Regions from separate parts of the Homo sapiens genome. Here region 1 is linked to region 2. A link is a loop called in an ENCODE intact Hi-C map of the cell type or tissue named here. Cell type or tissue: heart left ventricle. All regions are shown on one strand. Links, peaks and the distances in the headings refer to the core of each region. The heading gives the core; the rest is flanking DNA.

Region 1 (16,020 bases), core at 189-8,188, 85 kb before region 2:
GGAACAGAAACATATGAAATTGGTAAGGAAGCAGCAAGCCTTTTTAAAAATTTTTCTTCTCTCTCTCTCCCTTATTCCTTTTGACCTTTTCGAAAGCCTAGTGAGAAAGGGCCTGCTTCATAAAAATGCCTCCTCAGGATTTTCTGTGCGGTCACCTTCTAGAGTGAAATCTGCCATCTGGAAGGGTGAAAACCCAGCTATCTAGGCAGGTTCCATAATTCCAATTGAGCCCTACAGTGGTCCAAAACTGTCTAAGAGCTTTATTGCTTTGTTCACCACTGTCTCCGCAGGGCCTAGAACAGTGCCTGGCACACGGTGAGACCGTGGTATATAAATATCTGCTGAGTTAAGAAATGTCTTAACTGTTCAGAACCCAGACACAGCTAACACTGAAATACATTCACAAATGATTTTTTTTTTTTCTACACAGGGTCTCACTCTGTCACCCAGGCTGGAGTACAGTGGCACAACCATGACTCACTGCAGTCTTGACTTCCCCAACTTGAGTGATTCTTCCACGTCAGCCTCCCGAATAGCTGGGACTATAGGCAAGTGCCACCACACCTGGCTAATTTTTTGTACAGATGGAGATCTCACTATGTTGCCCAGGCTTGTCTTCAACCCCCAGGCTCAAGTAGTCCTCCTGCCTTGGCTTCCCAAAGTGCTGGGATTACAGCTGTGAGCCATTGCGTCTGGCTCACAAATGATTTAAACAGACAGAGCACAATCCAAAGCGAGGATTTTCCAGGCAACTCCCAAGCCCTGGCCCAGAAAAACTCACACATAAAAAACACTCTTTCCACCCAGAGAACAAGGTGTGTTATTAAACTCCTCATCAGATGAGATATTCTGGAGGAACTGGAGAGCGGGAGAAGGATGTATCTAGGACGTTCTTACTTTGGGATCTATTGAGTGGATGGAGTTTTATATTTCACCCTAATGATGTCAACCCTAGCTGAACAGGGCCCCTTTATATCATCTCTGGGTGTTGACTGAATATGAGCTATTGACACTCCCGTTCAGAGAATGGCCTAGACTGACACAGATGTCTCCAAATGGAGTCAGCTGTGATTTTCCCTCAAGTTCTTTCAAGACAGTGCCTACCCTCCCAATGTGCAATCACTGGAGACTTCTTTTTTAAGTGTCAATAAATGATTCTCCTAGCTTCTAGCAAACACTTACTACATGTCACACGAGTATGGAGTGCTTCACATGTGTAGTGACTTCTTTCATGTTGCTAACAACCCTACCAGGGAGAGTCATTGTTTAGATTTTTCTCTCTCTCTTTTTTTTTTTTTTTTTTTTGAGACAGGGTCTTGCTCTGTTGCCCAGGCTGGAGTACAGTGGCATGAACATGACTCACTGCAGCCTCGACCTGCTGGGCTCAAGCAGTCCTCCCACCTCAGCCTCCTGAATAGCTGGGACCACAGGCATGTGCCACCACACCTGGCTAACTTTTTCTATTTTTTTGTAGAGATGGGGTCTTGCTGTATCGCCCAGGCTGGTCTCGAACTCCTGGACTCAAGCAATTTTTTCCCACGTTGGCCTCTTGAAGTGATGGGGTTATGGGCATGAGATTTCTGTTTAGATTTCATAGATGACCAAACTGAAGTGCACAGAGGTTAAGTGGTGCCTGGTCATACAGTGATAAAGTTGGGTAGAATCTCAGGTTCCATCAGTCGTACCAAAGTAGGACTCCTGTACATCTCTTGCAGGTTCACTGGAAGTGGAGAAGGAAAAAGACAATGAGGGAGGGAGAAAAGCAGGCAGTGTAAAAGAAGCAAAGGAGGAAAGGAAAATGAAATGAGGGAAGAGGGGAGGAATGACAAAGAAGAGGAGAATTCAGTTTGCCAAAGCTGAAATTGAGTAATTGAGTAACATGCCTTAAGAGAAATGCTAACAAAGATAACAGCTGCTGACTGTGTGCCTGATAACTATCCCAAATCCTTTCATTTATATACAAAGGGCCTTTTATGGCCGGGCGTGGTGGCTCATGCCTGTAATCCCAGCACTTTGGGAGGCTGAGGTGGGCAGATCACCTGAGGTCAGGAATTTGAGACCAGCCTGGCCAATATGGTGAAACCCCCTCTCTACTAAAAATACAAAAAAATTAGCTCGGCATGGTAGCGCATGCTGTAATCCCAGCTACTTGGGAGGCTGAGGCAGAATTGCTTGAACCCAGTGGGTGGAGGTTGCAGTGAGCTGAGGTCGCACCACTGCACTCCAGCCTGGGCGACACAGCGAGACTCTGTCTCAAAAAAACAAAACAAAAACCCAACTCTCTCTCTCTCTCTCTGTGTATATATATATATATATATATATATATATATATATATATATATATGCGTTTTAAATGAATTTTCATAAGAACTCTGTAAGGTGGATTCCATTACTAGCTTCATTTTATGGATGAGAAAATTGAGGCTCAGAAAAGGTACATGGCTGACCCACCTTACAAGGTCATAGGGCCAGGAAGAGGCAGAGTAGGATGTAAACCTAGGTGTTCTGACTCCAGAATCCATGCTCTTAAGGGCTATATTACTTCAGTACAAAGTATTTCCTATCTCATACATCCTATATATTAAATCACATGTAGTTTAGGCACTTAATGTATCACCTTGATTGCGAAGCCTAACACTGCTCTGAAAAGCTTGATCCAGACTCACCAAACCAGAGTTGGCTGGTTCAGGCCACTGTCTCGAAGCAAGGCCAGAAGAAGAGAAAGGTTTTACAATCACCATCCCTTGGCTACTTCCTGGCCCCACACTGATGAAATATGGGCAGCTGCTAAAAATGGTGTCTATGTTTGCTATTGATCTTCCTTGGGCAGTCAGGATGGAATTAATCTCCACCTGTTGGGATGCTTCCATGGCTGTGTCATGCATATGTGAACACTCAGGGTACAGGATGATATTTGTCAGTTATGTGGCCTCCTGGACCTGACTCCATATTACTCTGGGCTTAAGATGTAGCCTAGCACACATGTAATTAATTCAGTGTGGAAAAGCTCTGGATTATGTGTTCATTCATTCACTTAACCAATATGTGCTGAGCACTCTCTAAGTGCAAGCACTGTTCTTGGCACTATTATATACCAGCCAATAAGACTGAAAGGGCATTATCTCTGGAGCTTGTCCTACAGTTCTCAACTTCATTGGTATTTGCAGCCAGATAACTCATTATTGCGGAGCATAGTCCTGGGCACTATAGGGTGCTAAACAGCATCCCTGACCTCTACCCACTAGATGTCAGTAGATCCTCCCCCATATGTCTCCAGACCTTGCCAAATGTCCCCTGGGACGCAAAATCACCTCTTTTGAGAACAACTGCTTTAGAGGTGAGGAGAAAAAAAGAAACTAGTAACAATTAAACAAATATGATATTTTCAGATAATAAGGGCTCTGAAGTAGATAAACTGGCAATGGAATTGAGTTCTAAGCATGTGCAAAACTCACTTCTCTTTACCCAGGAAGCACGAGAAATGAGGAAATTGATGGAGAAGGCCGGATGTGGTGGTTCCCTCCTGTAACCCTAATGTTTTGGAAGGCTGAGGCGGGGGGGGATTGCTTGAGCCCAGGAGTCTGAGATCAGCCTGAGCAACAGGGTAAGACCCTGTCTCTACAAAAAATTAGCCAGGCGTGTACCTGTAGTCCTATGTACTTGAGAGGCTGAGGCAGGAAGATCACTTGAGCCCAGGTGTTTCGAGTTGCAGTGAGCCATAACTGTGCCACTGTACTCCAGCCTGGGCAACAGTGAGATACTGTCTAAAAAAAAAAAAAGAAAGAAAGAAAGAAAGAAAGAAAGAAAGAAAGAAAGAAAAGAAATTAATTGATGGAGAGAACTTATATTGGACCACTGCTCTTGGTCAAGTGGCTCCCAGTAGAGACTGGAGGGCTGATGGTGTTTTCTAAACATTTAACTGCATGCTCCTTTCTGCCTTACAGAGGTTGGGAGAAAGTAAACAAGAAAGGCTGGCCAGTCAATGGACGGCCATTGCTGCAGCTCTAATGCCAACCTGGCAGGCAATTCCAGCCAGCTTCGGGCAGACATTCCCTGGGGAGGGCATTCTCATAAATGACAATCCCTTATCAGATTCTAGCCTGATCTGATAAGTCTGGTGAAAAGAAAAGCCAGGTTTTAAAGGAAGAAAGAAAAATAAAGAAGCAAAGCAACTTATTAAGCCTGGAGCTGAAGGCCATCAGGAGACACCAGCCTAGTGTCAATGAGAAGCACACAGGATTTAGAGTCACGAGGTTTGAGTTTGTGTCCCAGCCCTGCTATTTACCTAAGAGAATATCATGGTATCTCTCTAAATCTCAGTTTCTGCCCCTATGAAATGGAAAGGATAAAAAATCAGTCTCATTTGGGTTTGCCTCTTGTATTAAGGCAGGTTGAACTGATTATAAACTCTACCTTAAAGCACAGATGATAATTGTATCATCAGTAATACACCATTTATTGAGTATAGGTTAGGTGTTAGAGTCTGTGCTAAGTGCTTGACATGTATTACCAGTTTATCCTTACCCTAGTGCCGTGAGTACTATTATTAGTGGAAATAATGTCTAAGCTATTGAGTACTATCCTGTTCTCCAGAAATGGTTATTTTAATTTGCTTAAGTGCGTACTTCTCTCAAGAAAAAAGTTTTCCTAGATTATTATTATTTGAGACAAGGTCTCTCTCTCTATCACCCAGGCTGGAGTGGACCATAGCTCACTGTAGCTTCAGCCTCCTGGGCTCACGCAATCCTCCCACCACAGCCTCCCAAGTAAATGGAACTACAGGTGCACACCATCATGCCTGGCTAATCAATTTTTTTTTTTTTTTTTTGTAGAGATAAGGTCTCACTATGTTGCCTAGGCTAGTCTTGAACTCCTGGGCTCAAGTGATCCTCCCGCCTCGGCCTCCCATAGTGCTGGGATTATAGGCATAAGCCACCATGCCCAGCCTCTTCTACATTATTAAGACACTAAGCTGTCATGTTTAAGTTGACAATCAACCCGCCAGTTAAACCCTGGAGAGACCCAAAAACCTAATAGCTGGGGATTCATTCAATCTGATTTTTTCTAGTGATAATCAACAGACTAACTTACAACCACCATTTTTAGCTGTCCATATGTCCAAATCTGGGGAAGGAAGGTGGTAAACTCTAACACCTTATCTGATTGTGACCAGATCATTCCTTTGTTCTCATCTCCATAAAATGCAAGTTAATATGTGTTCATGGCTTTGCCTATGCCATCTGCTTTTACATACATTTTCCCCATTGAGCTCTCAAACCTACCTGTGAAGCAGATAGTTTCCATAATCTGAGATTCCACGAAGTTGAGAATGACTTGTCTGAGGTCCCACAGTTTATAAGGGGCTAGGCCAAGCTCAAAAAGGTGCTCAACAAACAACATGAGAGGGAAAAATCAGGGTATATATCTACATGGAAGAAACTTCAGTGAAAAGCAAGATTCTCTTTATATTCTGACTGTGCTTTTCCAATTAGAAACTCATGTTAGGCACCAAGAAGAGACTGTCAAATGTTTATTTTCAGAAAAACATGCAGGATATTTCTGCTGTTCCTCTCCAGAAAGAAACAGCCTCGTTGCTTAAAACCAGTTGTTAGGCTGTATTTTTAGACGTCATGGTACAGTATCAATGAGTCAAAAATAAAAAAACAAAAAAATGGGAGGGCACAGATACTGTAAACAGGAAAAGTCACAAAAATGGAACTAAGAAAAGCTGAGAGCACAGCCTGTGGGTTGGGGGTGGGGGGATTTTCATTTTCATCTGCAGTTCAGGTTAACCAGAAATGAAAGTTCTCCAGTTGCCTTGTAGAAAATGGAAATTTTGGCTTCAGTGAGTATGCAAGCAGCAGACACCCTGTGGTTTGGAAACTTTTTGCTTTGCCAACTGTCAGTTTTCTCTTTTCCCGTGAAAAACAACCTGTAGGAAGGAGTAAAAAAGTACTGCGTCTTTCAAAGACTTAAAAGTCTCAAGTGTAACTTGTGTGAAGAGATATTGAAAATAAACTGCAGTACTTGTAATTTAAAGATATTCTAGGTATTGCCTATTCACGGTATAATACATTTGGAAATCCTGGGCTCAATGGAAGCCACTCACAAAGCAAACAAATCACATACATCGTCCTGAGAACCTAAGAATTAGCAAAAATTAATTAGAAAATCAGAATCAACTTTACATTAATTATGGAGTACATGCTTACTCTCAGGGTTTTCATGTTTCAATTTTTCGTCAACCCTGTTAGAATGTCTCTGATTTATGCTTTTCCAAGTCTCTTTATTTTTTGTGACTCATGTATAGGTAGAGGCTGAAATAAGTCCTCCTTAGGGAGTTTATAATTAAAACAAACGGATTGTATTAGGTCCAGAGTCCTAGCCTATCTCTGATTTGTTGGTAGAAACATCATATTTGGGTAAGGGTTTTAGAAAAGCATCACCAAATTGTAAAAACAGAAAAGTCAAACTCATTTGGGACATATAGAAAAATTCTTAATCTTAACATCCAGGACTTGTTTCACTGTCACAGAAGAAATATTTCCTCTCAACTTACAGGCTTATATTATTTAGTCATGAAGCTTCCTTGTCACCTAATGCAGGCTGTGTTTTTAAATGGGATTCAGACTCTTTTTGAAGCCAATGTGGGATTCAACGATTAAAACAAAACAACAAAACTGGAAGCCACAGGTCAGGAGAACATAGAAATATGAAAAAGGAGTTAAGAAAAAAAAGATTTATTGGCAAGCACCAGGGAACATAACTGGGAGGAAAGATCTTTTGAGAGACAGAATGGTGGTGGAGAGCTGGCTCTTGGCCACTCACGAAAGCCCACTGTCCCATTTTCAAGCTGGTTGTTAGGTACAACTAATATGAACTTACAATGAAATAAATCGCATTAAAAGCAAAGGTAATAAAACTCTTCACTTTCCAATTGTTTTACTACATTTACTATGACCTTTGCTCTTGTGGTTATTGAATCTGCATGGAAGTAACACCATTTAATGATATGCTACTGCTCGTCTCTTCCCAGATCAGTAAGTCAGTCAAGGTGAGAGTATTTACACCACAGAAAATGGCAAGTGTTGCAAATCAGTGTCCCTTTTTCCCCAGAGCTGGTTGTGTCAGAGGTGTTTGCACTGGAGTGACTCCATCTTGAATAGGACCTGGGTAAAATAAGGCTGAGACCTACTGGGCTGCATTCACAGGAGGTCAGGCATTCTTAGTCACAGGATGAGATAGGAGGTCAGCAGGGCTGGTATCACAAGATACAGGTCATAAAGACTCAGCTGATAAAACAGGACACAGCAAAGAAGCCAGCCAAAACCCACCAAAACCAAGATGGTGATGAAAAAAGACCTCTGGTAGTCCTCACTGCTCATTATACACTAATTATAATGCAATTGCATGCTTTAAGACACTCTCACCAGCACCATGACAGTTTACAAATGCCATGGCAACATCCAGAAGTTACCCTATATTGTCTAAAAAGGGAAGGAACCCTCACTTCTGGGAACTGCCTGCCTGTTTCCTGGAAAATTCATGAATAACCCACCCCTTGTTTAGCATATGATCAAGAAATAATCATAAAAATAGCCATCTAGCAGCTCTCGGTGCTGCTCTGCCTATGGAGTGGCCATTCTTTTGTTTCTTTACTTCTCTAATAAACTTGCTTTCACTTTACTCTATGGACTCATCCTAAATTCTTTCCTGCTCGAGATCTAAGAACTCTTGGGCTCTGGATCAGGACCACTTTCCAGTAACAGCTGAGAAACATTTACCAGCATACCAGTGGAGAAAGTGATGGTCAGAACACTCAGGATGTGGAGGCCGTTGAGAGACCACGTGATAAAGATGAACAAACAGAGGCTTCAGGTTTACAGAGAATTCTGTTTGAAGCCCAGCTTACTTAACTTTAGTAGGACTTACTATTTTAAATCTCTAAAATAGATTTACTAATACCTTCCAGGGTTGTTGTGCATAGAACTTGGCGAACAGAGGCCAACATAAAGGTGACTATTATAATTTATTTCTTTATTTTTATTTTTATGTTTTGAGACAGAGTCTCATTCCGTCACCCAGGCTGGAGTGCAGTAGCGCAATCTCTGCTCACTGCAACTTCTCCCTCCCGGGTTCAAGCAATTCTCCTACCTCAGCCTCCCAAGTAGCTGGGACTACAGGCATGCACCACCATGCCCAGCTAATTTTTTTTTTTTTTTTTTTTTTTTTTTTTGAGATGGAGTCTCACACTGTTACCTGGGCTGGAGTGCAATGGTGTGATCTTGGCTCACTGCAGCCTCTGCCTCCTGGGTTCAAGCAATTCTCCTGCCTCAGCCTCCCGAGTAGCTGGGATTACAGGCGCCCGCCACCAGGCCTGGCTAATTTTTTTTTGTATTTTTAGTAGAGACGGGGTTTCACTATGTTGACCAGGCTGGTCTCAAACTCCTGACCTCAGGTGATCTGCCTGCCTCAGCCTCCCAAAGTGCCGGGATTTGTTATAATTTATTATTGGGTACTGGGCTTTATACCTGGGTGATGAAATAATCTGTACAATAAACCCCTATGACACGAGTTTACCTGTGTAACAAACCTTCACATGAACCTCCCAAACCTAAAAGTTAAAAATAAATTTATTATTATACTTCAAGAAATCCACAGTGCATAGCTCACTGATGAAGGTCTCCTGACCTTGGATGGCAACTCTCATATCAGATCCTCTGTGTCATTTGCCTTTCCAGCTCTTTTGCCACTGGAATGTAAGTTCCACAAATGCAGAGATTTGTTTCATTTCCTGGTGTTTTCCTAGCCCCTAAGACAGTGCTTAGCTCATCCTGGGGCTCGACAAATATTTGTGGAATGAACAAATGAGTTGATTTTCCTTCATTTCCATCTCCTGCTCTCCTTCTGAATTTTCTACCCATTTCTACTTTGAAGGTCCCATTGGCAGCTGAGTGACTCCTTTGTCTTTTTTTTTTTTTAATATTATATATATTCAAGGTATACAACATTATATTTTGATTCTTTTGCCTTTTTTTTTTTTTTTTTTTTTTTTGAGACGGAGTCTTACTCTGTCACCCAGGCGGGAGTGCAATGGGGTGATCTCGGCTTACTGCAACCTCTGCCTCCTGGGTTCAAGTGATTCTCCTGCCTTAGCCTCCTGAGTAGCTGGGATTACAGGTGTGCGGAAATATACCTGGCTAATTTTTGTATTTTTAGTAGAGACAGGGTTTCATCATGTTGGTCAGGCTGGTCTCGAACTCCTGACCTCGTGATCTGCCCGCCTCAGCCTCCCAAAGTTCTGGGATTACAGACGTGAGCCACTGTGCCTGGCCGCCTTTTTTTTTTCCTTATCTATGTATTTTATAATAGAGACAGGGTCTCACTATGTTGCCCAGGCTGGTTTTGAACTCCTGGGCTTAAGTGATCCTCCTGTCTCAGCCTCCCAAAGTGCTGGGATTACAGGCGTGTGCCACCACGCCCGGCCTCTTTTGCCGCTGAATTGCTAGATGCCTCCCAGTTGTGTTGCTGCTATCTTTCTGGAATCTTTTCCCTGCTGAAGGAGGCTGCCATGACCTTAAAGCACCGGTGGAAGATGTTTCCAACTTTTTCATTCACAAGCAGATTTGAGCACATGTCATTATGCTCTGTCGGCAAGTTTCTCCCACTTCTGTTCCTGCTCTATTCTAATCTCAGTTCCGTTCTGCCTCCATCAGAAGGAACGAACGTGTCTTGTGAGAGGAAATCTCAACCAACACTTGAGGCTGTATCCAGGGAACCAAATATTTTCCCCCGTGTCCCTATCTCAAAGCTGTTTCTTAGACTTCCTCTTAAACAGTATTTCTGAAGGGTGGGGAGGGTAGAGTAGGATCACTCAAAAAAGCGTTGGTGCTTCTGGTAAGAGTGGCCTGGACAGGGGATTATGCAAACTCATTGAGGAGTCCTTAAATTCCAGAATTTGAAATTTTGGTCACTCTTGCTTTAGGCAGAGGGATAATACTGGGTGCAGCTGGCCACTCAGCCCCTCGGCGTAGGGCGGTGGTTGGGAGCAGCCCCTGGGGAGTCAGACAGGTATGATATCTGATGCTGGCCTGCCCTCTAACTAGCTGGTGACTTTAGGCAAGTCATGTATCCTCTCTGAGTAGCTGCTGTAAAATGGAGATAATTTTGCCTAGTGCACTGTTAGCATTCCATATTATTACTTTTTAAAGTACAGTGTATTATTTAAGAAGTGTCAGGGTCAAGAGCACAGACTTGGACTTAAATCCCAGCTCTGCTCTATACTACTGTGTGACCTTGTATAGGTTACCTCACTTCTCTTGACCCTTGGTTTTCTTGTCTGAAAATGGAGATACTAAAAGCACACTCACTTCCCAGGGCTGGGTGGCTCACATGAGATAAGATGTATAAAATGCTTGGCAGAGGACACACTCTATAAATGGTAATATTAATAATTATTAATAATATTATACTTTTCACTAACAAACAACAAGTAATTGGCTGGGCATGGTGGCTCACGCCTATAATCCCAGCACTTTGGGAGGCCGAGGTGGGTGGATCAAGAGGTCAGGAGTTCAAGACCAGCCTGGCCAAGATGGTGAAACCCTGTCTCTACTAAAAATACAAAAATTAGCCTAGCGCAGTGGCTGGTGCCTGTAATCCCAGCCACTCGGGATGCTGAGGCAGATAATTGCTTGAACCCAGGAGAGGGAGGTTAAAGTCAGCTGAGATCACGCCACTGCATTCCAGCCTGGGCGACACAGCAAGACTCCATCTCAGAAAAAAACAAACAAACAAAAAAACACCAAGCAATTGATACAGACTCCTTCAGGATGAAAGCTCCCACAGGCCATGTTCAGGTGCCGGGCAGGTGGTGAGCAGGTTCCACTCTGTCCCTGGACCTTGCAGAAGAGAAGGGAGCAGGCAGGTCTGGCCACATAAAACCTAGTCTGAATGTTCCATCATCACCTCACCTGTCTGGAGTGCCTCAAATTTTTGAAGTGCTTTCACCTCTATTTCCTCTTTTGAACTTTACAAGGAGTCTCAATGTGCCAGAAATGTCATACCCTCATTTTACAGATGAGGTCACTGAGGCCCAAAGAAGCAGCTACTCAGAGAGGGCACATGCCTTGCCTGAAGTCACCGGCCTCAGGTGAGGATGGCCAAGATCAGGTATCATACCTGTCTGACTCCCCAGGGACTTCTTCCTCCCTTGTGGTCACAAAGGTAAATGAGACAAGACTCCTGATGGGAGTTCCTTTCTTTTCTTTTTCTTTATTTATTTTGAGACAGGGTCTCACTCCATTGCCCAGGCTGGAGTGCAGTGGCGTGATCATGACTCACTGCAGCCTTGAACGCCTGAGCTCAAATGATCTTCCTACTTCAGCTTCCCGAGTAGCTAGGACTACAGGTGTGCACCACCACACCTGGCTATTTTTTTTTTTTTTTTTTTTTTTTTTGTAGAGATGGGGTCTTGCAATTTTGCCCAGGCTGTTCTCAAACTCCTGGGCTCCAACAATCCTCCCGCCTTAAGCGCTGGGATTACAGGCATTATCCACTGTGCCCAGCCAGGAGCTCCTTTTTTCTATCGCTTCAAACCATCTCCTCGTCCTTAACAAGAGCATTCACCAAAAAGCAGAGTTAAAAAATATCAAGCTAAAATATAAGCCAGTTCCTGTATGCAATGCTTCATCTTGTGCCTTTTACAGTGGGAAGCCTTTCCATCACATTAAACTAGAATTGTAAGCTGAATGCAGCTCTCTCAACTCAGGGATGCTTTTGGGAATCTGCAGTGCTCCATCGTTATGGTCTTGGCTGCCTCGATGGCTCAGCCTGCCAGTCCCTGAAGCCTTTTATTAGACTGCAGTCAATGAAAAAAATACACATTTTAAAAAAAATTGGAGAATTCTGCAACTGTCCTGGAGATAAAAATCTCTGGTTTTTTTGGCTTGTGAACTATTCCAACTACTGTCAGAGTCCTGAAGGCTTTAGTGCACTGGAGCAAGGAAGAGTTTCATCAAAGAGAAATGATTTGCTTAAACAAGAAAAGGGAATCCCGTGGTGCAGACGGGGATGAAACGTGGAGAAAAAAGATATGAACCTGGAAAAGTCAAATGAGCCAGATCACCCCCAGATTTCCATGAATATTTTGGTTGAGAATTAGAAATCCTTGTAGAACTTTCAGTTTTGTTCCATTACAATGTCTCTGTGTGACAGCCAATTTGAATTCTGCCTTAGTTGCTACAGAAATTCATAGGTACCTCTTCTTCTGCAACACAGGAGTAAGTTATTAATTAAACTTTAATAACAGGGGACAATTGGGACTGTTTTTTCCCTATAATTGGCAATTAGTCTATTTTATCATTTCTTTCTTCTGATTACATAATAAAATACCCAATTTCCATCAAATTGTGAACGTGGTCCATTTTGCTGGCTTCATCCATTGTCTTGTTTGCTTTCCAGTGAATGACTATTTTTTGAGCACCTACTCTGTGCCAGGCTCTTGAGGATAAAGTAGTGACTACACATTTTTGTTGGGGAGAGGGTGAGGGTAGGTGTCAGATAACCAAAACTTATGCCATAATTGAAGTGGCCAGAAATTATTTTTCTTTTATTTACAGATCACGAGACACGTCATTTAAAGCAACCTTCCCACTTCCCCAAGACAGCAGAGGCAAGGCTGAAAAAGGGTAAATCTCTTGCATCCATCTCTAACAGGTCTCTCTACAATAACAGAAGTGTCTAGAGTGTGCTGGCCACTGGATATGGCTAACACTCTTAAGATAATGGGGCTATGATCAGGTGTGTCAGCCTCAAGGAGAGGCTCCAGAAGAAGACAAAGCAGACTGGCTTCACATCCTCTTTAATTGCTGCCTCAGTGGCCTTAGACATTTAATTAAGCTTTTTGAGCCCCAGTTTCTTCATTTGTAAAATGGGGGGATGGTGTTATCCATAATCCTTAGCATAAAATCACCACTGAGGTCCCCCTCCCTCTCTTATTCCTGGTTGTGATAGCCACGGGAGAAAATAAAATGGTGGGGAGGCCAGGTGCGGTGGTTCATGCCTATAAATCCCAGGACTTTGGGAGGCGGAGGTGGGCAGATTGCTTGAAGCCAGGAGTTCAAGTCCAGTCTGGACAACATGGTGAGACCTTATCTCTACAAAAAAAAAAAAAAAAATTAAAAAAATACAATAGTGGGACTGGGATTAAATGATCTGGGGAATTTAGGGGAAACATTTTGCTTCTTTGCTGTGCCTTTTGGATAACTCAGAGGTTGAGCACTGTCATCTATAGACCCAGTTAACTGTGACAGCATTCTTCCTACTGGGTACCTTCCACTCAATGACCCCTGGGTTTCAGTAGTTGCTAAATAGGTGATTTGAAGTCTGAGCACCTGAATCCAAATCTTAGCTCCACTGCTTTATCCACTGTGTGACTAGCATCCATTCACATATTCACAAATATTCATCAAGCTCTTATTGTGTTCCAGACTTTATAATAGGCTCTGGGGACTCAACAGTGACACAAGCCAGAGAGTCAAGTGCTCCTCTCTCAAAGACTTGCCAGCGAAGAAGAAAGCCAGAAAACAAGCAAATCAAGCAACACACAGGGTGATTTCAGGTCGTGTTAAGTACCATGAAAATGAGAATACAGACTAATGTGATGGGGAGAGTTGTTACTTTAGACAGAGCAGGCTGGGCCAGTGGTTCATACCTGTAATCCCAGCACTTTGGGAGGCTGATGCAGAAGGATCGCTTGAGCCCAGGAGTTTGAGGCTGCAGTGAGCTATGAGTTATGCCCTGAGCTATGAGCTATGGTCACGCCACTGCACTTCAGCTTGGGTGACAGAGTGAGACACTCTCTAAAATGCTATAAATAAAGCAGCTAGGAAACGGCTATTTGAGGAGGCAACATTTAGCCAGAAATAGCAATGATGAGGATTCAGCCTTGGCAGATCTGAGAAAAGCATATTCCAGACAGAGGCCAACAAGTGCAAAGGCCCTGAGGCAGAACATGCTTGGGTTAAGACATTGTTGCATAACTTTTTTTTTTCATTATTGCATTTTTTTTTTTTTTTTCCGAGACAGAGTCTTGATCTGTTGCCCAGGCTGGAGTGCAGTGGCACGATCTTGGCTCACTGCAACCTCCACCTCCCGGTTCAAGCAATTCTCCTGCTTCAGCCTCCCGAGTAGCTGGGATTACAGGCACGCACCACCATGCCTGGCTAATTTTTGCATCCTTGTGATCTGCCCACCTCGGCTTCCCAAAGTGTTGGGATTATGGGCATGAGCCGCTGCAGCCGGCCCCATAATTGCACTCTTAAGGAGCCTCTCTAGACAATTTTTCCCCCAATACCCTCCTCCCCCATGAAATGTTAATAACACAGATATACTTTATATCTTATCTGCTGGGCAGGACTGAGTTTTTTTTTTTTTTTTCTTTTGAGACAGAGTCTCACTCTGTCACCCACACTGCGATCTCAGCTCACTTCAGTCTCTACCTCCTAAGTTCAGGTGATTCTCCTGCCTCAGCCTCCTGAGTAGCTGGGATTACAGGTGCGTGCCACCATGTTCGGCTAATTTTTGTATTTTTAGTAGAGACACGCTTTCACCATGTTGGCCAGGCTGGTTTTGAACTCCTGACCTCAAGTGATCTGCCCACCTCAGCATCCCAAAGTGCTAGGATTACAGGTGTGAACCACCACACCTGGCTAAGAACTGAGTTTTGAAGGGCTGAAAACTATTGTAATACCTAAGATTTTCTTTACCCCTCAAGAACCAATTATAACTTCCCTTGGGGGGTGAAGTCACCCTATGGAGAATGCACAGTTTAAGAAAAAAAAGGCAACAAATGTGGTTGGAGGTTGGTCACCAAGAGGGAGAGAACAAGAGACAAGCTTAGAGTTAATGAGGGGCTCATCAGTGGTTCTTGAAGTGTGGTCTTAGGACTCACAGCAGCATCAACTGGAGCCTGTTAGGAATAGAGAGTGGCACCCGGCAATCTGTGTGTTCACAACCTTCCAGGTCACTCTCATGCCTGCTAAAGTCTGAAACTACTGGGCTAGAATCATTCACTGCATTGTAGGCCATAGTAAGAAGTATGGAGTTTGTTTCAGATGCAGCAAAAAGCCAATGGAGGCTTTTAGGCATGGAGAAGATAATCTGGGGCTATATATAAAGGATAAGTCTGCTTACTGTGAGGAGACCAAACTGGAGTGGGTGAGGCAAAAGTGGAAGAATGAGAAATAATCCAAAAGGCTTTTGCACTGGTACTTATCTGTAAAATGGGCATGCAAAGATGACCAAATTCATAAGGTTGTTGTGAGGATCAAATGAGTGAATACCCACAATGGCTTGGCTGGGTGTGGTGGCTCACGCCTGTAATCCCAGCACTTTGGGAGGCTGAAGCGGGTGGATCACATGAGGTCAGGAGTTCGAGACCAGCCTGGGGAGAGAAACCCTATCTCTACTAAAAATATAAAAAATTAGCTGGGCATGGTGGCGCATGCCTGTAATCCCAGCTACTTTGGAGGCTGAGGCAGGAGAATTGCTTGAACCTGGGAGGCAGAGGTTGCAGTGAGCCAAGATCATGCCACTACACTCCAGCCTGGGCATCAGAGTGAGACTCTGTCTCAAAAAACAAAAACAAACAAACACAGTGGCAAAGACATGAAATCAACCTAAATGTCCATTAATGGTAGAACAGATAAAGAAAATGTGGCACCACGCTACCTGACTTCAAACTATACTACAAGGCTACAGTAACCAAAACAGCATGGTACTGGTATCAAAACAGAGATATAGACAAATGGAACAGAACAGAGCTCTCAGAAATAATGCCACATATCTACAACTATCTGATCTTTGACAAACCTGACAAAAACAAGCAATGGGGAAAGGATTCCCTATTTAATAAATGGTGCTGGGAAAACTGGCTAGCCATATGTAGAAAGCTGAAACTGGATCCCTTCCTTACAACTTATACAAAAATTAATTCAAGATGGATTAAAGACTTAAATG
Region 2 (16,666 bases), core at 3,390-11,389:
GCTATGTGCAGGCATTGACTTATGGGGTTTCACACCCACCAAGCCATGTTAATGTTCTCAACAACTCAGAAGTATTCTCACTGTCCCCATTTTAAAACTGGCTCAACTGGGCAGTTATTTTCATTAACCAAAGGATTCAATTAATGCTAGATACAAGGAATGCCATGTAACATAGCATTGTAACAGAGGCCTTCTGCTAGCAAAACAACAGGGCTCAGTGACAGGGAAATCTCAGTAAGGAAGAAAGGAACCCTTCCCCCTGAAATGAGTGGGGAAGCTAACCCCATTCCTGCCGTTGCTACTAAACCCTGAGACTATGAAATGTCAGCACTATTCAAACAGTCATAGAAAACTTCACAGAGAGGAGAAACAGGCAAGACAGGTTTTGGAAGTATAGAAAGCTTAAATATACACCTAACGCAATCAGCTTGAAAATAAAAGAGGCATATGGACATTTGAACCTTACAAGTTCAAGTATACTCCACTTATGAAGTATAGTACAGCATTCTCTATCTCTATTCCAAAAGTGTGCATAAGCACGCATGCGTACCCCACTCCCCCCACCTCAACACACACACACACAGGTCTCTCTTTGCACATTTTATTCTAACCAGAATCAGAGACATGTCTATCCCTAAAATATTATTTTGTTAATTTTAGAGACAGGGTCTCTCTTGTCACCCGGGCTCTGGAGTGCAGTGGCACAATTATGCTCACAGCCTTGAATTCCTGGGCTCAAGCAATCTTCCTGCCTCAGCCTCTCAAGTAGCTAGGACTATAGGCATCCAACACCACACCTGGCTGTTTAAAAAAATGTTTTTGTAGAAACAGGTCTCACTATATTGCCCAGGTTGGCCTTGAGCTCTTGGCTTCAAGTGATCCTCTTGTCTCAGCCTCCCAAAGCACTGAGATTACAGGCCTGAACCAATGTGCCTGGTCTCCTAAGAATGTTTTCTTTTGGATTTTCTTGAAGAAAATCGCAAATAGAAAATACAGTGTGAGTGTATTTTTGCCCATAAGATTTCTCTCCAATAACAGAATTCAGAAAAAATAAAATTAAATAAATGCACAGGCTTTCTGATCCAGAGGATTCTTTCATAGTATTACTTTCTTGAATATTAAGGATAGAAAATGTAACTCTGGCTTTGAGATGTGATTATTAGAGTTAGAAGCATCAAATAATAACTTCAGCTACTTTTTGTTGATTTGTTTTCATGAAACAGCCATTAATCATTTAATTTTCACAATGACCTATGAAATAAAGTATTATTATGGCCTCTATTTTACTTTATTATTATTACTTCTATTATGGTAAAGCTGAAACTTAGGTTAAGGGAGTTGATGGGTTAGGTTCAGACTCTGAAGTATCCAGAGGTCAATAATCCAGGCAGAACTGTGAGTTTCGTGCTTGGTACTGGGTGGAGTTGGGCATAAATGAAGTAGGTCAAGACAAACAGAAAGCAAGTTCATGTGAGCAGCTTGGAATGAGGACACCAATCAAGAAGACACTGAGAAGGGTGACAGTCAGATGGTTCAGAACCCCAGACTCCACAGGAATGGAAAGAGGATGCAAGAGATCTTGTTATACTCAGGTATGGTTACCAGGAGGGCAGGGATCCTGATTGTCTTCCTCACAACTGTGTCCTCAGGGCTTATCACAGTGCTTGCAAATAACAGGCAGGAATGAAAGAGATTAAAAACTTGGTCCAATAGCCTAGAAGAGAAATGTGAGGTGCCAACTATACAGGGGCTATAAAGTCTTCATCAGAGCTCTTTGCTCGCGAATGATGGAAACATAATTATAACTAATTTAAGCAACCTGGAATTTATTGGCTCATATGACAAACTAGGGAATAGGCAGGGTCAAACAGACCTTGTAGATGCCAAGAATGTTTTCTTTCTCCTTGCTCTTGCCATTGCTTCTTTTACACAGTTCATTCATTTTCTCTGGTGTGTTCCTTTACACGTGTCATTCATTCTGTTGAGTGTGCTATCACAAAAGGGTATAAAACCACAACCAAAGGCACCTCCAAGTGTATGTCCTTACAGACTCACCATCAGAGAGGAAAGAGAGCTCTTCGCTGCTAGCTCCTGTAGGTTAAATCATGGGCAAGGATGCTGATTGACTATCATAACCACTGTGGCCAGGGTGGAGGACATAGCGGTTTGTGTAGTGACTGGCTTAGCCAGAAGCAGGAGCCATCCTGTGGTCTGGGAGGGTGGGTACCATGACTGGCAGCCCTGTGCAGGGCAACTTGGTCAGATGTGTGAAAAGAACATTTTCCCCAATAAAAGGGAGTTCCTGTTACCAGAAGAAGAAGGTAGAAGGATGTTGGGCAGCAGAAGCAGCCGATGTTCTCTACAAGGGCTCTTACCTTTGAGGCAAACATATCCAAGCAAAGGGAGGAACCATTGCTAAGCCGTGACGTTCTAGTTCTGCGATACGCCACAACATCTGGCTCACTCCGATACCATGTTTCCCAGTCCTACCCTCTTTGGTGTCAGAAATTAAATGAGCCATGATGACCTGCTTTCTGGTCTGCAGAAAAAGCCTCCTAGTTCCAACTGAAATTTAAATTTAACTTGGTCCCTTGTAGTGAAACAGTACTGCAGGATAGGCACCATATTAATAGTATCAAACTTTTTATTAATGTCATTTCAAATAATATTTTGCATTTTCAATGACTTGGTTATGTGGCACCTTGGGTATAATAATTATTAAATTCTTTCATCTGTTCCAAAGCAAAGGGATGCATTGCTTTGTTTTTCACCCAAAGAATATCAATAACACCACATTATTAATTTTACTGGGGTCCCATGAATCTCAAAGCTTAAAACTTTATTAAAAAGGCACTCACCCTTGCACTTCTTATTCCCTTTTCCACAAATCGAACACAAAAACACATGAGGTGCCAACAGCTAAAACCTTTTGCCAAGATTGGCTTAATGCTTTTAAATGGCCAGAGGCACACTCACACTCTCAGGGTCCAACTTCTAGAGCACCACATTTAATGAACAATGGCTCTTGGAAAACCTCATGCTGGATCCCAGCCGATACTCACAGCTCACAACTTTGCTGTCAAGATGCCAACTGTGCAAGGCTCTAACGAGACTTTCCCAGTGCATCTGGCTCCTCCCAGTTAATAGCTGTCATTCCCACAGGCTCAGCTGGTCCTCAGCAAGTAAGAAGGAGCATCCTCCCCACCAACTGATCCTTTAAATAGCCTTGCCACATTTCCATTGTAAAATATTCACTTTCCTTTCTGTTCTCCTCTCCAACTTCTGGGGAAACAAGTGAGAAACTGCTAAGTGATGCTGCCTCCTCGTTTGCAACTTTGCTATCATCTCCTCCTCAAAGGAAGCCGGTTCAGTCAGTCTTGTGGCAGCAAACATGTCCTTAGGGGCAGGTCTCTATAGCTGTCAATAATGACTATGTTTAGCCAAGTCTTACCAAATGTCATTAATGTTAGGTTTTGTTTTTGTTTTTTTTTTAGAGACAATGTCTCTCTCTGTGTCTCAGGCTGGAGTGCAGTGGCTCAAACACAGCTCACCATAACCTTGAACTTCTGGCTTAAGCACTCCTCCTGCCTCAGCCTCCTAAGTAGCTGGGACTACAGGTGTGTACCACCACACCCAGTTAATTTTTAATTTTAATTTTTTTTTTTTTTTTGTAGAGACAGGGGTCTTGTTGTGTTGCCCAGGTTGGTCTCAAACTCCTGACTTCAAGGGATCTGCCTTGGCCTCTGAAGTGCTGAGATTACAGATGTGAGCCACCACACCCAGCCTAATGTCAGGTTTTTAAGCAAGTATTTGCACCAGTGTTTGAAGAGTGTCTTTTGGAATCTTCCTGAAATTTGCATAAACTAGAACATGGGGTGAGGGTGGCGTGGTTTAAGGAAGAAAGTGGTAATATAGATGTTCCCACTCCAGCCCCTGGCAATACTATATACATCTTTTACTGAATGTAAATTCAACAGGTGCTTGGGTATAAAAGACAGTAAGGATTAGCATGAGAAAGAAATAATGTAATGTAAGTGATTCCACCTATGAAGCCACTTAGTAAAGGCGAGCGTTAGATGGGACTTAGGAATATTCTCAATGGGGCTTAGTTCCTGGATATCTCTCACGGTGTCAGCATTGCACAGTGTAATCACTCTACTATTTAAAGGGAGGCATTTTTCATACAACACGGTCCCTAACCTCAAGACAACTACTTTATCTGGTGCTTAATCTAAGAAACAGAAACAGTGAATTAAGTTTCAACTCCGGACTTAACAAGAGGTGCAATGTCTGACATGGCAACCCAAACGATGTTCAGGGGTTACTTATTACACAGGATTTTTGTCTTTGTGATTTTCTGATCTGATGGTGTCCACTGGGCCAGGGATGGAAAGTAGTTTTCCACTTGAATGCCAAGTCCAGTTGATTGGTAGTGGCTGCCTGGGCATTGCTTCGAGAAGGATTCTAAGGCCCAGTGGGAAAGAGTGCTATGATTGATCAGCAATATCTGCCATAGGCCCAGACGCGGCTGCAGAAGTGTCACCCATTTCTTTCATTGAGAGGGAAATGAGGGTTGTATTGTGTTTTTCCTTTCCAAATATTAGGCATTTGATTTTTTTTCCTCGTGGAGCCAGGGCTAGCTGAGGTTTTTATTCCTGGCCATGTGGGGGAAAAAGGAGTTAGGGGGTCACGGAAAAGCGTCTGTGGCGTTTACTGACCTAGGTCATCCGGCTCAGCACACTTTTTAAAAATACAGTCTCAATTGTAGCTACTTAACTCTGCTGTTGCAGTGGGAAAGCAGCCGAGACAATGCATACTCAAATGGCACAGCTGCGTGCCAATAAAACTTTATTTACAAAACAGGCCATGGCCAACCCCAATCTAGATCGTGAGAGAGATGGGTAGGAATTAATGCATAGATGAAATGGGAAGGTGAAATCAGGGGAAAATTTGTTTCTAGAAAGGAATTTAGGAGCAAACCTGAAAACTCCCTTCTGAAGTGATGAAGAATCCTGAAGTCATGAGGCCTGAAAGGTTCTTTTCAATTAATAGTCTGTAATGCAATCATAAGCTCCTCCACATGCAACCAAGAGGCTGCTGCCTATCAAGTGTGGTTCAAGAGCCAAGTGCCCCCAAAGGCATCATCTTGCTAGTCTGAAAGTTCCGCCAATTGACGCTTTCTCCAGAAAGCCCTTGTTGAAAAGTAAAGCCGTCTCCACAGAACACTTAATCCAATAACCCACCAGCACTTGGAGAACATATTAGTTAAGAGAGAGCAGGACTGTGATGGAGCAGAACGTGGGACCTGTAAGTTTTGAGTGGAAAATGCTGTAAAACAGGAAAATGATATCATAAAAAGGACTCAGGGCTTGTTGCACTGCCTGGGCAGGCAGGGCTTGGTAGGGGGAGTGGGGGGTGGACAATAAACAAGGGCAGCTCTGCTGAGCTGGAGCCAGCAGCATTTGGAGATAGTTGCGTGGAGTCCTGGCAGGGGACCAGAGCCACCTTAGAGCAGGGATGGCGCCAGTGGGAGGAATTTCAAGCAGGGAAGAGTCGACGACTGGAGGGCTCACTCCCAAGTTGCACCTGGGGACCACTGCTTAGAGTGTGTTTTTTAGAGAGGCCAGTGAGAAACTCAGGTTTGAAGTCAGATTCTATCAACCTGGGGTAAAATCCCAGCTCTGCACTTACCCACCTTATAATCTTGGAGGAATTATTTAACCACCTTAAGGCTTGGCTTGGCATCTGTAAAATAGAGAGAAAAACACTTCCATCCTGAGGTTGTTCGTGAGGAATATATGCAGAGTGTCTAAAAGGCCAGTTCTTGGCTCACAGTGAGTTTTCAGGAAAGGGAGCCTGTAGTCATTCCACTACTCAGTCTCAGCAGAAAACTGGCATTGCTTGGTTCAGCACTTCTTTGTGCTGAATGTGTGAATGCAAAAGGGAAGAAGGCAGAGGTTACTAGCGGATTCCGGCTCAGTCTTTACCCTAGAGCTAGATGCCTGAACTTCTCTCTTTGAGTTGGAGAAGCAAATCCACTCGGCTGTTGAGACATTTCCAACAAGAATTCATTTCAATTGGAAACTCATACAACCAGGAGATTCCTAGGCATGGTCCCATTTCTCTGTGTGCACCACAGAAAGCTTACAATGACCCAGTAGAAGGAGTATTAGTGCATCATCTGTCCTCATAAGGCATCAGGAACACAATGAGCTACTTCCCAGTCACCTCTGGACTGCCAAGGGGTTGGCCAGATGGCATAGTGGCCACCAGCATTCACCCTCATTCTTCTAGCTGAGAAAAATCTCGATTTTTATACATTATCCACCCCTCCCTCACACAACCCAGGTGCTAACCTCCACTTCAGGGGAAAACCTAATTGGCATAAACCAATTGGCATGTGAGGGGACCTGGGACAGAAGCCAGTCCAACAGAGGGAATCTCAGGGCTATTGCTTGGAAATCTAGGATAAAGGTACCCTCTCTTCTCTGCATATAGAAAGCTCAGATGTGAGGACTAAACTGCCACAGCCATTCTTGGTACTAAAAAGGAAGAAAATCTGACAACAAAGCCCACATGTGGGGAAAGCAGAGTAGAGAGAATTCAGAGAACACTGGCAGCCTCTTCAACTGCACTTGAAGTTAGAACCCTTCAGGTTCTCAGTTACATGAGCCAATAAGCAGCTCTTATGGTTTAAGCTGGTCTGAAATGGGGTTTCTCCTGGTCATATGGGTTCTTCCACTTTCAGGATCCTCAGAACCCCCAGCAATGCCAACAAGAACTCCACCCTTTCCTCAAATGGCTCAGATTTCCTGACAACAAACACAATTTCCTAGTGCACAGAACAGACCCCTGGCTTGCTTCCCTCAGACTGTGAAGCAAAAGGACAAAGTAACAAAGGTTAACTTTCGTTGGTACCTTCCTCTCTGAGCCCATCTCTTGCTCCTGACTATTCCTCTCCTTCAGGACACTCGGGCCAATTTCAAGTTCCAAAAGCAGGTCCGATATCAGCTCTGAAATTCCACTAAGTCTCCAGATACTACTGGCACTCCTGTGCCTAAGAGTGAGTGTGTGAATGCAGGGGTAAGCGTGTGAATATCTGCGTGAGTGTAATGGATAAGTGTAAATGTAGGAATGCGTGTGTGAGTATGAGTATGAGGGTGAGCATGTCTGTGCATGAGCGAGTGTGAATATGTGTGTGAGTACGTGAGTGTATGTGAGTGTATGAACGTGTATGTAGTTTGCAAGACCTGTACAAGCTGTTTCTGGAAAAGTGCTCCACCTAGGGGCAGACTGTCAAACTGATGCCCTCTGATGGCACAGGCATGGCCCAGAAACGGCCATTGAGAGGAAGGAAGGAAAATAGAATATTTTACCTACGGGTTCAGCATCTTCTCTTAATAAAAGTAATGCCTGAAAGGTTATGGAACAAGGGAAAAAAAGAAATATATAAATAAATAAATAAATAAATATATATATATATATATATATATATATATATATATATATATATATATTTGAGACAGGGTCTTGCTCTGTTGCCCAGGCTGGAATCTGGAGGTATGATGACAGCTCATTGCAGCCTCTGACTCCTGGGCTCAAGGAATCCTCCCATCTCAGGTCTCAAGAACAATATTTTTAATTACAATGGAAAACACTACTTTAAACAAATTGAAGTTTGAAAATTTGTACCTGGCCTATAGAAGAGGGGCTGTAAGCCATAAGGGGTCAGCCAAGTGAAATCCATGAGTCCCATGGGCCGTATTCTCCTGTGGCAAACTAGAGATGGCATCCCTGATTGAAGTGGGGACACCGCCATTCAGCCCTGAATGGTGCCAAGTGATAATGATGGCCCAGTGGTGCCAAAACTCTGATTTAAAAACAAAACACATCAGAACAATTTATCCAGATTTGTACCTGAACTATCCTAATTTTCTACATGGTGGCTACTAATTCATATGGTATTCTAACTGTAAGTCACCAATTTGCAACTAATGCTGTCCATTCTCTGTTGTTTCTCAAAATTGAAGAAGGTTTAAGTTAGGACTCTTTTAAATTTTCATTGTCCTGAGAGTATTTACAAATATGACTCAACTCACAAAAATACAATTAACCACCCACACTTCAGTCTGAAGCAAGGTACACCTGGATGATTATAAATGTATCTAGGCAATACAATTTAAACCTGGGATAGAGAGGGAGAAGCTGACAGCATTGAGTTTCTGAGTTATGTTTTTCATCCTACAGGATATGAATCACCCCAGGCTCCATCCTTCAGCAGGGTAAATCTCTTTGTCAGAAGCATGAGGAATCAGAAATGTTCTGTCTCCCGACTTCATAAAAATATTTCACTAATGAACAAAGTCTCCAGTTCCAAAGCTGACCCTGATCTCCTGTCTAGGGAAACTTTTAAGAAGTTCATCGAATAAAGTAGTGAGTAATTTACAATATCCTGGATAACTGCCTAGGGACGTGGTTATAATATAATTCACATTGGGATTCCAGTTAATGATATAGCCTCCAATCTAGTTTCACCACGCACTTCTTAAAGTGGAAGATTTCCGAGGTCCTTGCTTTTGAACAATTATCTATATCAAATCAGAACAAACTCCTGACTGAGTGATTTTTAAGTTTTATTGTTCTGAAGCCCAATTGCAAAAATAAGTGGCTGAGTGTTCAGAAATACAGCAGGAATATTACCCACTTGCTAATCTAGCTAGAAATTGCATTTCTTTCTAGATGACAGTAAAAACAGGTAACATTTATTGAGTGCTCACTATGTGCCAAGCACTACTTTCAGCACTTTTCATCTATAAATTTATTAATGTGCTCAAAAACCCTAGGAGGTGGGTCCATTTATTATGCCCATTTATCAAATAAGGCAGAGAGGGATTAAGAAAATTATACAAGGTCTTCCAGTTGGTAGCTGGTAGAGCCAGGTTTGAACCCAGGAATTCTGGCCCCACAACCCAAGCTAACTGCTTTACAAGACTGAGATGCAGATTCAATAGACCTTTTGAATTAGAATAGAAGAAAGATAAACTGAGGACACTTGATGTCACAGGAAAAGGGTGCCTGGAAATCAACAGTTGTTACTGGAGTCAGACTATGTGGTGGACTGGTCAACTTTCAGAAGTCTGATTTTATTTTACTGATTGCTATTCTTTTGATAACCCTAAAGTTAGTGAGAGCAGAGGGGACCGAAAGTAGGTAGAAGCAGGAGGAAGAAGAGATAAAGGTGGAATATGGGCTGCTTCAAGTATCCAAGGGAAGTAAGACAGTCACTTGCTCAAAGTTCTTCCCTGTAGAGGCCAAAGAGAATTTCATTTGGCTGAGTTTCTGTTTAAAACACAAATGGCTGTATTGTAACATAATGCACATTTACAAAGCATTCATTCTTTCCTACCCATTAATTTACTTAGGTTATCTAAGAGATGCAGAACTTGAATGAGCGAAAAGACTAATTTCAAGTTTTACCATTGGAAAGGGTTAATTCGTCATGTTGAGTGCTAAAGCTGGGGCCTCTGAGTGGATGAATGGGCAGTCAGAGGAGACCTAAGAGAATTCCAATGAGAAGCTCCACTTTTTTTTTTTTTTTTTTTTTTTTTTTTTGAGACGAGAAGCTCCACTTTGTTCCCAGTTCCTTGAAGTTGGGTGGGAAGCTTCACACGCACCAGGCATGAAATCAAACCTTCTCTGTGGTTACCTATTATCACCGATGGGTCTCTGAGTTATCATGGTTTCCTCTTTTGTCCCACTGCTGTAGTCTATTCATACCTCTATTGCAGTAATTCCATTGTCTATGATAATGGTTCATTGCTATACTCTTGATACGCAGCACAGTGCCTAATGTATAGTAGGCATAAGAGTCAGGTTTGTTGAACGACGGGATTAAAGATGCTCAACTAGACTAACACATAAAACTAGTCATTAATATGGATGAAAGTAATCATTAGTATTTATTGAGCATGAATGAGCCAAGTGCTTACATGTATTATAACTTCATTTAATCTCTCAATGACTCTATAATGTAGGCATTATCCTGATTATCTCCATTTTACAGTTAAAGAAACGAGGCACAGAGTAGTGATTTCCTCAAGGTCACTTAGCCTGGACTTGACCCCAGGCCGTCTTGATGTTAGAGCCAGATCTATAAACCTTGAACTGTATCTCTCCCTTTATTTTACTGTCCTGACTGAATGCAATTAGGCACACTAAATGTTCTTACTAATTCTTCTCAAATACTTTCCCACTATAGTGCCTCTCTCAGAACGGTACCTGCCCATAGTCACAAATCACAGTAACCCCATTTCATAACCAGGCTCCCTCAAATGTCATTAAATCCTAGCAGTGGCTTTAAGATAGAAATAAATATGCAAGATGCTTGAATTAGCAAGGTTTCCCATTTTCCTCTTTCCCTAGCTTTAGAGTTTGACTTGATTGCCTCATTAATCTCAAGGGAATGTGACGCATTCACCACACGTCCAAAAGATGTGCAGCGTTTCACAAAGCAGCAGAATGAAGACAATACAACCCTGCATCTCCTATGCCGGGAGCTGCAGAGAAGTGCGGGCAAGAAGAAAATGGTGTAAACGGCTCCTACGTGTTTCTCAGAGATGTAAGAAAAAAGTGGAGAGAAATTTCTATTTGCTTATTTTCTTTTGTTTACATTAATGTCATTCCATGCCTTTGGGGATTTGGAACCTTCTGGAATTTCTCGATTCTGGGATGTTTTGTTGAATTTCATTTATTCTTACTAAGGATGATGCTGGCTTGGAGAAAAGACGTGCATATGGCATGTTCCTCAAAACACATATGTTCCCATCTCCAGAAGGAAACTAGAAAATATCATACAGCTGCATTTCATCTATAGGGAGAGAGTGCTTCTAGAGGAGAAAAGTGGTTGCAGGTAACAGATGCCTGCCTGAATAAAATCATAAGAGCTTGCACAAAACACACAATACCTACTTCAAAAGACCTCAAACAGGAAATAATCAAGGTGCTGCTTTAACAGTGGAGAGATACACACTAGGACAAGACTGTCCGTCAAGCAGATGAGTAGCACAGATCAGACATGGGGAAGGAAAAAAACCACAAAAACAGTTCTGCACTAAAAGTATGCTTCCCCTCGCTTTTTACAAATCTATACTATGTGGCTAGAAACCATGCATCATGTAAGAGATGGTTCTTCTTTTCAGCGAAGGAAAATAATGCTTCTTTTTAATTAGAAGGTGTTCCTTCGATGAACATGTTGTGGTCCAGGGGCAGAAAAAGTCAATGGTAATCTTAGGGCGTGATCCGCCTGCCTTGGCCTCCCAAAGTGCTGGGATTAGGGTTGAATCAATAGATGCTGTTTATTGCTCCAGGTGAGCAGTGCCATCAGGTTGACGTAAAGCACATTTCGAGGGGCTGCATTTCAACACTATCATGAGAGCTGCATGAGGTCAAGGGTGTGCCCAGAAAGCAGGCCCAGCCTGTGCAGGTAACTGCGTAGGGCGTACCCAGAAGTGCAGGTAGCTGTGTTGTCCTCCAGGGACTCCCATGAGGAACTCTCTAACCTTGGCTTCTATTGTACTTATGTTGAGACTCACAGCGAACAAGCTGTTTTTTTTTTTTTTTTTTTTTTGAGATGGAGTCTCGCTCTGTCACCTAGGCTGGAGTGCAGTAGCGAGATCTCGGCTCACTGCAACCTCCGCCTCCCGGGTTCAAACGATTCTCCTGCCTCAGCCTCCTGAGTAGCTGGGATTACAGGTGTGCACCGCCACACCTGGCTAATGTTTGTATTTTTAGTGGAGATGGGGTTTCACTATGTTGGTCAGGCTGGTGTCTAACTCCTGACCTCGTGATCTACCCGCCTTGGCCTCCCAAAGTGCTGGGATTACAGGCATGAGCGACTGTGCCCGGCCAGCTTACAAACTTTTTAAGGCATTGACCACTGCCCAGTGAAAAGAAAGAAATAGTCAACATCTATATTTTGTGAACAGGCAACAATATGAGTGAATCCATCAAATGGAGATAAAGCCCCATACTGACTTCTCAAGGCTGGGCACCCACCTCTAAAAGGATGCAGAGTCACAAGATACTATGGATTGGGGAGCAGATCCATGCCCCCAGTTCTTTCATTTCAACCATATGCCCCAAGAGTCTTCTATGTCTGTGGTCAAGCCCCATCTACCTCTCCCTTGCCCCTTGTCCTACGCCCCCTCTTCCCCCTCTGCCCTCTAACACACTACAATATCTGGCTGCATGGCCACTGCACACCCTGTTGCCTCCATATGGAACCCTCAGCCTCTTCTCCCTTTTCCTGGTTAGGTGCTACTCAGTCTTCAACTCTCAGCTAAAGAGTCATGTCCAGGAGGAAGCTGTCCCTGATTCCCTCAGCCTAGGCCAGGTTCTTCTGATAAGTAACTTCTTAGAACAGCAATTATTTTCTTTGACTTACTTTAGTCTGCAATTATGCATTTATTAATGGGACTATTTAATTTTGATCTTTTCCATGGGGCTGTGGGGTTTTGAGAGCTGGAAACTACTTTGTCTGCTTTTGGTCTCTATTGTTTCTCCATCCTTCATGGCACATTGTAGGGCTCAAGGAATGTTTGTTGAATAAAGAAATACTCAGTGTATTCGGTTAACACATTAAGGACCAGATAAAAGACAGTAGTACTGGCTATTATTCATCTTTTATTCTCTATGAAATTAATCATTTATTCAAGATGAAAACTAGACTCCCCTGCTGAATAAAGTGCCCTGTCCTCTGAGTTAGAAAGATTAAATATTAAAAGTTTTATATAGGGGAACCACTTTTTGCTTTGACTGCCAGGGCATACCAAGTAGCTCAAAGCTAAATTTTGGGCCTGCCCTTAATAACAGGTACTGTTTTGCACGTGGTTCTGAGTAATGCATTTCTAAATAAGCATCCCCAAAGATGCAAAGCAGGTATTCTCAGCTGCTGAAAGCTGACATACAGAAAGAAAAAGCAGGTGTTCCAAGGATCTTTCTGGGAGAAATTGCTTTATTAAAAATTTTTTTGTAGAGACAGGGTCTCACTCTGTTGCCCAGGCTAGAATGCAATGGCTATTCACAGGCACCCACAATAAACTGCATCCTTGAATTTCTGGACTCAAGTGATCCTCTCACTTTGGCCTCCAAAGTAGCTGGGGCTACAGGTGTGTGCCACTGCACCCAGCTGAGAATATAAATTATAAGTTAGATTGCAACCCACTGAATCTGGCCAAATTGTCTTCAGGCTCAAAAACCTCAAATGCAAACCTGTTCTTTTTTTTTAAATTATTATACTTTAAGTTCTGGGATACACGTGCAGAATGTGCAGGTTTGTTACATAGGTATATATGTGCCATGGTGGTTTGCTGCACCCATCAACCCATCATCTAGGTTTTAAGCCCTGCATGTATTAGGTGTTTCTCCTAATGCTATCCATCCCCTTGCCCCCAACCTCCCGATAGGCCCAGGTGTGTGATGTTCCCTTCCCTGTGTCCAGGTGTTCTCATTGTTCAGCTCCTACTTATGAGTGAGAACATGTGGTGTTTGGTTTTCTGTTCCTGTGTTAGTTTGCTGAGAATGATGTTTTCCAGCTTCATCCATGTCCCTGCAAAGGACATGAACTCATTCTTTTTTATGGCTGCATAGTATTCCATCATGTATATATGCCACATTTTCTTTATCCAGTCTATCAGTGATGGGCATTTGGGTTGGTTCCGAGTCTTTGCTATTGTAAATGGTGCTGCAACAAACATATGTGTGCATGTGTCTTTATAGTAGAATGATTTATAATCCTATGGGTATATACCTGGTAATGGGATTGCTGGACCAAATGGTGTTTCTAGTTCTAGATCCTTGAGGAATTGCCACACTGTCTTCCACAATGGTCGAACTAATTTGCATTCCCACCAACAGTGTAAAAGGGCTCCTATTTCTCCACATCCTCTCCAGCATCTGTTGTTTCCTGACTTTTTAACGATCACCATTCTAACTGGTGTGAGATGGTATCTCATTGTGGTTTTGATTTGCATTTCTCTAATGACCAGTGACGATGAGCTTTTTTTTCATATGTTTGTTGGCTGCATAAATGTCTTCTTTTGAGAAGTGTCTGTTCATATCCTTCACCCACTTTTTGATGGGGTTGTTTTTATCTTGTAAATTTAAGTTCTTTGTAGATTCTGGATATTAGGCCTTTGTCAGATAGATAGATTGCAAAATTTTTCTCCCATTCTGTAGGTTGCCTGTTTACTCTGATGATAGTTTCTTTTGCTGTGCAGAAGCTCTTTAGTTTAATTAGATCCCGTTTGTCAATTTTGGCTTTTGTTGCCATTGCTTTTGGTGTTTTAGTCACGAAGTCTTTGCCCATGATTGTGTCCTGAATGTATTGCCTAGGGCAAACCTGATTCTATTATAAAGCAGACACTATCGCCATTATATTAATTTCATCTGGCTACCGTGACAAATTACCATAGCTGATGGCTTAAAATGGCCGAAATTTATCTCACAGTTCTGGAGGTCAGAAATCCAAAATCAGTTTCACTGGGCTGAAATCAAGGTTTCAGCAGAGCCATACTTCCTCCAGAGGTTGTAGGGGTGAATCATTCCTTTCATCTTCCAGCTCTTAGTGGCTGCCAGTATTGCTTGACTTGTGGCCACATCACTCTAATCTCTGCTCTCTCTCTTTACATCTCTTTCTCCTCTGTGTGTCTCTCTAGCCTCCCTTTGCCTTTCTTTCACAGGGGTCTTGTGATGGTATGAAGGGCCCATACAGATAATCTAGAATAATTTTTTCATCTCAAGAAACTTAACCACATCTGCAAAGTCTTTGATGTATATATATGGTAACATTTACAGGTTCCAGGGATTACAATCTAATATCTTTGGGGCAATTATTTAACCTACTGAGGCCATCTTTTTCATCTCTAAAATGTATACACACAGGCATATGCTCATACATTATAACTAATAACACATGTTTACCAAAAATATACACGGTGTACATAGAACAATTTTATTAATCCTTAAACATTACTACTCTGAATTGGGCTTAGAGCATTTGGTAGGAGGGTCGATGTGGTATAGTAGGCAGAAATCTAACATGGGCCCTATGACCTCCACACCCTGTGTAATCCCCTTCCCTTGAGTGTAGCCAGGGCTTGTATCTGCTTCTAGCCAAGAGAAGATGGCAAAGATGATGGGGTGTCACTCCTCTGATTAACTCACATTATATGCCCAAGGTGATGGGTTATCAACCCACAATGACTCCATCTTAGCAGATTAGAGCGAAAGACGTTCTCTTGCTGTCTTTGAAGAGCAAAATTCCATGTTGTTGGCATGTTGTGGAGGGGGCCACATGTCAGGGAACTGCAGGTGGCTTCCAGAAGCTGGGGACCTCAGTCCTACAACTGTAAAGAACTGAATCCTGCCAAAAGCCAGTGAGCCTGGAAGGGAACGTAGAGCCTCAGACAAGATCCTAGCTCTGGCCAACATCTTAATTTCAGCCTGGTAAGAAACTGAGCAGAGGACCCAGTTAAGTTGTGCCCAGACTCCTGGCCCATAGCAACTATGTGTGTGTGTGTGTGTGTGTATAACACACACACATATATAATTACATATATACATATATGTTGTTTAAGCTGCTAAATTTGTGGTAATTTGTTATGCAGCAATAAAAAACTAATACTCTTGGTTTGCAAAGTGTTTATTATCAAGATATAAGGTAGAGAATGAATAAGCACAGATAACCAAAATGAAGAGAATCAACTGCACCAAATGGCCAGATAGCAAAGTGCACTGGGAAGAAAATGTAGGTTGCATATGTGAAATGGTTGACAGCCAGCAAATGGATTTACATTAACTAGGAAATATATGGGAAATAGGTTTGGGGGAAACTTAGAAGTGAAAAGGGGTGAGTTTTCACCTAACTATTTCAGTTACAGGAGTAGAAATCCAACTGAAACTGACCAAAGCAAGTATGAATGAATAAATTCAATGAAGATGAATATGGAGAGTTTATTGGCTCACATACCTGATCAGCCCAGACGTATCTGGCTTCAGGCACCAATGCCCTGAAATCTGTCTCTCTCTAGCTCTCAGCTCCCTTTCCTCAGTATTGATCTCATGCTCAGGCAGCCTCTTCCAGTGGAGCCAGAGGTGGCCACTCATAGGTCCAGGCTTATATTCGGCTCATTGAGCAACCCGTTGTGGAAAGTGAGATTCTCTTTCCCAATAATTCCAGCAAGACTCCCTCAGTTATCCTTCACTGGCTCACTGGCTAGACCTGAGTCATCTGTCTAAACTTGATACCAAAAAGGGGCAGGAGAGCAAAGCTACCCAAGCCCAAAGGAAAACTGGGACTCTCTTACCAGAATGGGGATTGGATACTGTGCAGGCAAAAATCACAGGTGCCCATGACATAGGATGCAGTATGGTAGAAGTGCATGGATGGCAACTCCACATTTGGGAAAAGGATGGAAGAGGCCTTGTAAAGTCAAGAACCAAATAACCAAGCAGTAAATGGAAGTTCCTATGCAGCATACACAGAGAAGAACTTGCAGACTGAGATACAGGAAGAGATGTTTGGGTTTAAAATGGGTCAAGGTGTTTGTTTCTTTGTTTGAGATGGAGTTTTGCCCTGTCGCCCAGGCTGGAGTGCAATGGCACAATC

The links. Peaks named below come from ENCODE experiments on the same cell type or tissue, not always from the same donor. Only the 100,000 strongest peaks of a DNase experiment are listed, where the experiment ranks them.
Region 1: a loop joins it to region 2, with 4 times the contacts of the local background. A loop is called at or near these places in 47 of 110 quality-filtered maps.

The regions. Positions count from the first base shown.
Region 1 is chr3:69,321,310-69,337,329 of GRCh38, forward strand. The region is part of intron 1 of FRMD4B (FERM domain containing 4B); the gene reads right to left. Among named protein-coding and RNA genes, the nearest start is that of FRMD4B, 57 kb to the right of the region's middle. In heart left ventricle, for the core only: a CTCF peak has its summit at 3,242 (motif pointing right); no DNase peak of the experiment used is centred there; H3K4me3 peaks cover 681 bases; H3K27ac peaks cover 5,491 bases.
Region 2 is chr3:69,403,258-69,419,923 of GRCh38, forward strand. It overlaps a transcript of FRMD4B not described here. Among named protein-coding and RNA genes, the nearest start is that of FRMD4B, 26 kb to the left of the region's middle. In heart left ventricle, for the core only: a CTCF peak has its summit at 7,288 (motif pointing left); a DNase peak (open chromatin) is centred at 7,314; H3K4me3 peaks cover 350 bases; H3K27ac peaks cover 872 bases.